2 separate regions of the Homo sapiens genome follow, and region 1 is linked to region 2. A link is a contact called in ENCODE Hi-C or POLR2A ChIA-PET data. All regions are on one chromosome and are shown on one strand. The core of a region is the stretch at or near the end of the contact, and the rest is flanking DNA. Distances in the headings are between cores, read along the strand shown. Region 1 overlaps PACSIN2 (protein kinase C and casein kinase substrate in neurons 2). Region 2 holds the start of SERHL2 (serine hydrolase like 2).

Region 1 (4,049 bases), core at 68-2,567, 380 kb before region 2:
TAAAGCGAAACTCTGTCTCAAAAAAAAAGAAAAAGAAAAAGGAAGAAAGAAAAGAAAAGAAAGAGAAAAGAAAGAAAAGAAATCCATGCCCTGGCTCCATTTTTTCTTTCAGTGACCCTCACTGAGGAGCTGTGGGTACCGTGATAGGCACTAGGGAAGGCAGGTGACTCGAGTATGGTCTGATCTACCAGGGTTAACAACTTGGTTGGGGAAAGAGGAATGGGGGCCAAATAATGGCACCATAGAGGAACTATAACGGGACAGTGGTGGGCAAAGGGTCACTAGAACGGTGGGGGGCTTCTTGGAGGAGATGACACTCAAACTGGGCCTTGCAAGGTAGGTGGGAGTTGACCAGCAAGGCGGCAGTCTCAGGTGGCAGTGTGCTGCACGTGTGGCTATCAGGGCCAGCCCATGAGGGGCAAGGCTGCTGGGCAGGCTGGGAAGCCAGAGTGGGGAGGCCCCAGGAGGTGTTCTGTGTGCAGCTGCCACATTGAAAGGTGTGCAAGTGTAGTTGGAGGATGTGCAGCTGAGGCAGGGCCCAAAGGAGGGGGAGTACACAGAAGCCAAGAAGGGAAAAGAAGGGAAAAGGCGATCTGCACACACACAGTGCCTTGAAGGTCTTGCGTTTCCCGTAGAAATTGTGCTGTAGCTCTTTACCAGATTGACTGGTATTTGGGCACACAGTTGAGCATACTCTGGGCCTCGGTTATATGTTTTGAATTTAGTATGGTTTTTATTCAAAGCCTCAGTGCTCTCTGCACGTTTCCATACTCCCATCTCAACTCTAAAACATATAAGTTGTTATTCAGATCAACTTGCTGGTAAAATTAGAGAAAATTTCAAAGCTCCTTTTTACTCTCTTTGTCTCACATTTCTCCAATGGGGAAAAAGCCTGGAAGACAAGTGTGTTAAAGAACTGGCTGTTCTTGTAAGTATTTGAGGAGAACAGTGTGAGTCATTGTAGCTTTTCACTGGTATTTGAGTATCCGGTTTATTTTTAAACAGTTCTGTGAACTGGAGTTTCTTCCATAGTTTCTGTTACCATGGCGCCATAATATTTCCTCGTCTGCTTGTTCATACTTTCACACACTTCAGCATCACATTTACAATTCCTTACAATCAGAATATCTTATTCATAACTTCCAAGAATGTTTCTCCAGCTGCAATAGCATTTTTCTCCAAATGGGAAAAGTCCGTTGTTCTGCCACTTGCAGATGCTGGGAAGAAAGAGGGTCTGGTTCTGTGAAGGACGGTGCAGGGTGCGGGGGCTGTGAGGGCCCCGTTGGGGTTTGAGTGGGTGGACCTATGTCATCTGTGTGGAGCCACTTCCCCTTTAGGCGCCACGGTTGAGAGTATAGGACGGACAGGCTGCTGCTTTTGCTTGGGAGGAGTTGGTGTTATACATTTTGGTCTAGACATCTAACAGACCACCCTTGGTTCTTTGGTCCCCTCAAACATGAACATGGGTGTGTTCTGTTGCTCTTATTTATTTTGTCATTTATTTTTGGACTTGAATTGAGGCTTCCACTTTGGGCAGGTCTCTTGTTTTGAGAATCTGCAGTCCAGAGAAAAACAATGCTGGGCTTGGCAGTCACTGGTGAAGTCGGCTTTGCCCGCCCTCCAGGCATGCAGGATTATTCAGAGAGGTACCTTTCTACATCTCATTGCTTTGAGAAATATATATTTCTTAAAGAGTTGTTCAGGATTTAAGGAAAGTTGGGGAGGTATATGGAACCATAGAGATAGTTTGTTTCCAATTTCTTAAAGTCTTAGACCTCAACTTTTCAGGGATAACAAGGTTTTCCTCTGACACATAAAGATAATAATAGACTAGGTTCTGAATATGTGCTTTGGACTTAATTATGGGAACTTGGCTTTGCCAGGTGTTTTCAAATTCTACTGTAAATATAAATGCTGATTCAATGATACAGCAACTCTTGATACTTGAGAATTTAAAGTGCTGCGTAACTGATTGGACATTTCGTCTCCTAACACAGTTGGTTCCTCTGATTCAGAGAGGACCCCTTTTTGAAGATCAAAAGCAAAATAAAAGTGTGGAAAGTGTGGACTTCTAGTGGCATGTGGACAGGGGGGTGTCCTGGGGGCTGCCCAGGAGGCTCCAGGTGGGAAGTGCTTCTGACTTAGTGGCTCTACAAGCTGGCCATTGTGGAAGAATTGGCTTTTTCCTTTTTTTTTTTTTTAGAATTGACTTTGTAAGAATCATCAAAAAATTGTTTTGCTCTCAGCTCAATAAACATTTGTAGTTAATAATCCGAGTAACTAATCTTTTTTCTCTCCTGTGTAATCCAAGATATGTCAGTATATGGTCTTCGTGAGTAAAATTGATACCAATAGTACATTATCCTAAAGGTCTTATTTGATATCCTTTTATCAAGTCAACACTTTACTGTCCCACCATTTCACTTGTAAAGATCCCCAAGTGTGTCGCTGTCAGTTTCAACAAATGTTAGAAAGGACCTGTTGTCATATGTGAGATACGCTTCTGGAATTCACTGTCTAGAGGGGAAAGCAGACTGTACACAGGTAAAAACTGAGGTAGTGGTATGTGCTTTGAGGAAATATAAAAAGAGTTAGAAGGTAACAGGCTAGAGTTGGTGGTGGTGGGAGGTGTGGCTAGATTCTCTAAGGGATGCCCCAAATGGTGTGAGGGGGAGCCGGCCATACGCTTGTCTCAGGGAAGAACATTCCTGGCAGAGGGAACAGCATGTGCAAAGGCTCTGAGGCAGGGATGAGCTTATTATGTTGAAGAAACAGAGAGAAGATCCTGTGCTGGGACAGAGAAGGGCCAGCAGGTAAGGGAGAGTAGTTGGGGAATGGGTGGAAGGGCAGGCAGGGGCCGGGTCATGACGGGATTTGCAGTACAGCGGAGGAGTTAGGGTTGAAGTGATGTGATGGTTTAGAGAAGGGAAGTGACATGATTTGAGTATTTACAAATATTGCCCTGAAGAGGCTAGAAACTGGAAGTGAGGATAGGTTTTCTGTTCTCTTTAACGTTGAGTTTCCATGGGAAAACATTAAACGTTTTCATTTTAGCTTTGAAAATTTAGGGTTATTAATACCACCTGTGTTCCTTACAATTGGGGGTTTTGTGACATTTTCTGGGCTGTTTTGGAAGAGAGGGATTGTGTAAGTGAATATACCCTGGTTGTTAACCATAATAATAACAACGTGATCTCTGCATGGCTCTGTTAAATTAAAAAATGTAACTATTAATAGTGTGTGAAATAGTTCTCAGCCTAGCCAGCAGCTGGAAGATTACACATTATGAGAAACTCATCAAGTTTAAACCACATGGGGATTTCTGTGTAGAAATATACCAGTTCCTCCTTCCTTCCTCGCTGTTCCTGTTTCAGGGCAGCCATCGGCTTTGTGGAGCCCTCTGAACCCTGGCTGGTTCCATTGACGCTGACTGTGTTCCTCCACTACCTTCCCATCACCTAAGGTCTCTTCTGTCTCGGACACCTCCTGCCTCTCCCACTCTGCACCTGCCCCATTCCCATCCAAGGTTCACCTTGGTGTCGCTGGCTTGGAAGCCATTTCCTCACTTCCCTGGGTGGAAAGCAGCTACTTCAGTCCTCCAACAATCCCAAGGAGTGGTAGGCAGTGTTAGTTTTGTTTTCTGGATGAGGAAACTAAGGTTCAGGAAGGTTAAGTAACGTGCCCCTGGTTACCCAGCTGGTTTGCAGCAAGGCTGGGATTCATTCATTGCTGCTTCTCACATATCATTGCCTCGTGTAAGCCAGGTGCTGTGCCCAGCCGTGGGATACAACTGTGAACAAGGCAGGTGTGAGTTAGGTGTCTGCCTCCCTCAACACCTTGAGCTGTTTGAGCAGGCAGGCGTCTGGAATAGGCATGCAGTGAACACTGAGCGAATGAATGAGTGAATGAAAGAATTCCTGTCAACATTCTACTCTTGTTGGACTCGGGTTGGCATGCTGCCTCCCTTAGCATCCAGCCTGTCACTCTTCAGAGTCACGCACACGTGACTCACCTCTGCCTTTCCTTGGTGTCTTTTGTTGCCTGTGTCT
Region 2 (3,774 bases), core at 1,275-3,774:
GGAAGAAGGAAAGGACACTCCCGCCTTTCCCTGGGGACCCTGGAGTTCCCCGAAACATCTTTTAGGCTGGGGGGAGGGTGCTGACCAAGAGGCCAGAGGAGAATCTTCTATCTATGGTGTGCCTTCCCCCACCACCCCTAAGTCTGCACCCAGCACTGAGCTCCAGACCTTGGTGATGGCTGGACTCCAGGGTGCGGTGGGACCGGGTATGGGGGCGTGGAAACATGAACTCTACCAGGAGTCTCCACCGTTTACACCAACTTCCTGGTATAAGGACTGTCACTGTGACAGGAGGAGGCACTTTCTGTCCCAGGTACCTTCTCCTTCCTCCTTTGTGCTCCCCTCCCCACTCCACCCAAGGGAGCCCCAGTTGGCCAGACAAAGCCATCTACTCACCATTCCGCCCACGACGCCACCTGGGGGACAAAAGAGCTGTGGGTGACATTCCCTCACTCCCTCCCCAGCTGCATACCCTAAAGCTTCTTCCCACCAGTTGGGGGGGGGGGGCACCATATGGGTGGCTGGGGGCTCAGCATCTGGGCCATGATGTCCCCTTCATCAGACCTGACCACTCAAAAGACCACATTTCCCTCATCCCTGTGTCCCTTGCGGCAGTTGCCTGAGGTCAGAGGGTACAGTGGTCAACCTCTGACTGACCCTCTCATCTCTCTTTGCAGATCTCATAAGTGCAGGGGAAAGGGGTGGGGCAGCAGCTCCTATCCTTCCCTCCCAGCCCTACTCCGGGCCCGGTCAGCTCCTGGCCACTGTACTCACCGAAGCTGTGGCCCAGAATGGAGAATCGATTCCATTTCAAGGCTGGAAATGCAAGGAGCCAGAAGGTCCGGCTGGGCACAGGCTCAGCCCACGATCTTGCTTCTAGTCCCCAGGCTCAGGAAATCCCTTCCCAGCATCTGGGGTGTCCACCCAGGACACTAGCTTGGGGGACCCACTGGAGGAAGCGAACTCTTCAACTTTCCCAAGATCTCCCGTGAATTGCTGGCAGACCTGGGGCCAGAGCCCAGGCCCCACTCTCAGGCCAGCGCTGCTTCCTGGATCCTACCCCGCCTCCAGTGATAAGAGGGGGTGCCCTAGAGCACCCCCCACACCGCCGAAAATACACACTCTGTTTCTTACCTGCCACAACTCTTCGGATCTCACTCACAAAAGTCTGGAGGTAATATGGGACACCTGGGCTGTAATGGGACGAGAGCCCATGACCTCCGAAATCCATGGCAACGTAATAAAAGTCTGAAACAGAGAGAAGCGGGTTGGAGGGTAGGAAGAGGTGTCTATGCCAGCTGTCTCCCCGCCCTCCTCATTCCCCTGCAGACCTCCCCCCTCACCTTCCTGCCCACTTTCCCCCTGGCCTTCCCTTCAGCCCCAGCCTCACACCTTGCGGGAGAAGAGGGATGAGTCTGTCGAAGGAGCTGGCATTGTCCAGCCAGCCGTGCAGGCAGAGAACTGGAGGGCCCTGCAGGGAGCCCCAGGCTTTGGCTGCGATGTGGCCCCAGGGCACAGCCAGCTTCAGCTCTGAGATCAGACCTGAAAGACACAGCCGGGTCTTTCATTCCTTCATTCATTCACCCATGAAGCTGGTGCTCCCTGAGCCCCTTATCTCTGCCTGATGTGCTTGAGCCAGGGGCTCATGTCCAGAGGGACTCAGACCCTTAGCTGCCCCAGAAGGTTATGGGGAGAGAGTCAGACATGGGAGTGGAGACTCCCAGAGGAGGGACAGAGAAGTTAAGCCGGAAAAAGCTGTGACAGGCCTCAGAGCATGCACCCCATTTAAACTGGGGCAGAACCTTCTAGAATGTGCTGGGGCGGGGGCGCTGGTCAGGCCTGGACCCCATCACTTGCTGGCTGGGTAACCTTGGAGAAGTTACTAAAACGTCTTGAGCCTGTTTCCTTTCCTGTAAAACCGGAGTAAAGAAACAGCCCGTTTCCTAAGCCTTTCCCAAAGGCCAGAGGGGTGCCAAACCCTCATACACGCAGCAGGTGGGACCACTGTCACTCTCCCTCCACAGAGCAGGAAACTGAGGCACTGGGAGCTGCAGTACATGCCCAAGGTCACACTGGGCGACAAGGGCGGAGTGGAAATTTAGGGCAGGCGGTGGGACTCCAGGAACCCCCACCGCCCCCACATCTGGCAGCCTCCTCCGTCTCTGCAAGGCTGGAGACTTGCGCACCCCCGACACCCACGCGCACGCTCGGCTAACTCAGGGGCTCCTGGAACCCTGGGAGGCCACGTGCGGCCGTGTCCCGGGTCCCCCAACTCCTGGCCGGTCGCGCTCTCATGCCCCGGGACTGCCGAGGAAGGAGCTGCGACACCCAGGAGGGCGACGCGGTCGGCGAACCCTCCACTCCATCCCGCCCTCTTCTACTGTCCCAACCAGGTGGGTGGGCAGTGGGACGCTCGCACAAGGCCTCCCCGTCAGACCTGGTGCGGCGTTCTCACTCATCGCTCTCGTCCCGCGAATGCGCTGCTGTCACTCCCTCACGCCTGGCTAGGTCGCAGGAGCAGAGTGACGCCCGCAATTCCGGGCCCTATCTCCAAGCTGTCCTGCCCCGCCCTACCCCAGGCAGGCCCCGCAACTCCAGCAGTCCCCGCCCCCACTCAGAAGGCCCCGCCTTCCCACCGCCCTGCCCGAGCCCCGGCGGGCCCTGCTCCCACAGCCGCGGGCTCCACCCCAGGAAGGTCCACCCCCACCGCCAGGCCGCGCCCCCACCCGCCAGGCCCGGCCTTCCCGCCACACTGTCCGCGCCCACCGGCTTGGAACCCAGCAGGGCGCCAACCCCCGGGCAGTCCTGATGGCCGCCCCCACGTCCGCGCGGGACCAGACCCGGGGAGCAACCACAGCGAGTTGGGCCTCTGAATGCTCGCTGGCCCGCGCCGCAGGGCTGAAGGCTACCCTTTGTTTAGTGGCTTACTAGCCCCCTTGACGGACAGCCTGCGTCCACCGTGTCCCCACCGTGTCCTGGGATTCTCAGCAGAGCCTGGCACAAGCCAGTCTTAATAATTGTTGTACAGGCCGGGCGCGGTGGCTCACGCCTGTAATCCCAGCATTTTGGGAGGCCAAGGTGGGCGGATCACAAGGTCAGGAGATCGAGACCATCCTGGTTAACATGGTGAAACCCCGTCTCTACTAAAAATACGAAAAATTAGCCGGGCGAGGTGGTGGGCGCCTGTAGTCCCAGCTACTCTGGAGGCTGAGGCCGGAGAATGGCGTGAACCCGGGGGAGCGGAGCCAGCAGTGAGCCGAGATCGCACCACTGCACTCCAGCCTGGGCGACAGCGAGAGTCCGTCTCAAAAAAAAAAAAATTGTACAGGTGAACAAATGAATGTATAAATTGGGGACGTGGAGGAACCCTCCAGGTGAGGGATTATAAACAATATCTGCCTGGAAAGGATCGAAAACCCCAAGTTATGAAGAGGATGTTTGGGGTGAGCAGATTCATGCACTAAATCCTACAATGAAAGAGGGAAAGTGCACCCTTTGAGTCTGAAACAGTGGCAAGTCTAGGACAAATAAGAACAAGTACTGGTAGTGAATTCTCTTTTTTTTTTTTTTTTTTTTTTTTGAAACAGAGTCTCGCTTTGTAGCCCAGGCTGGAGTGCCGTAGCGCGATCTCGGCTCACTTAAACCTCCGCCTCCCGGATTCACGCCATTCTCCTGCCTCAGCCTCCCGAGTAGCTGGGACTACGGGCACCCACCACCACACCCGGCTAATTTTTCTTGTATTTTTTTTAGTAGAGACGGAGTTTCACCGTGTTA

What was found. Hi-C counts contacts between places; a loop is a spot of excess contacts on that map. ChIA-PET counts read pairs that join two places held with the same protein, here RNA polymerase II (POLR2A). Pooled maps may share reads with other maps.
Region 1: a loop to region 2 is called in a map with no recorded cell type, with 2.6 times the contacts of the local background. The contact joins the enhancer-like site here to the promoter of SERHL2 in region 2. A Hi-C loop is called at or near these places in 1 of 37 single-sample maps with no recorded cell type and 1 of 50 pooled maps. POLR2A ChIA-PET finds 5 or more read pairs at or near these places in 2 of 52 experiments (WTC11 and activated CD8-positive, alpha-beta T cell).

The regions. Positions count from the first base shown.
Region 1 is chr22:42,930,904-42,934,952 of GRCh38, reverse strand. All of the region lies in intron 1 of PACSIN2 (protein kinase C and casein kinase substrate in neurons 2), which reads left to right. Among named protein-coding and RNA genes, the nearest start is that of ARFGAP3, 76 kb to the right of the region's middle. RefSeq lists enhancers at 1-419, 420-936. Within about 2 kb of position 1,317, at least 25 of the 41 ENCODE cell types and tissues checked have a DNase peak (open chromatin) inside an H3K27ac peak, as active enhancers do.
Region 2 is chr22:42,552,706-42,556,479 of GRCh38, reverse strand. It overlaps SERHL2 (serine hydrolase like 2), which reads right to left and starts at 2,524. Exons shown (of 12, transcript NM_014509.5): 1 at 2,438-2,524; 2 at 1,393-1,542; 3 at 1,135-1,248; 4 at 775-816; 5 at 397-416. The coding sequence starts at 2,459. RefSeq lists a silencer at 2,582-2,981.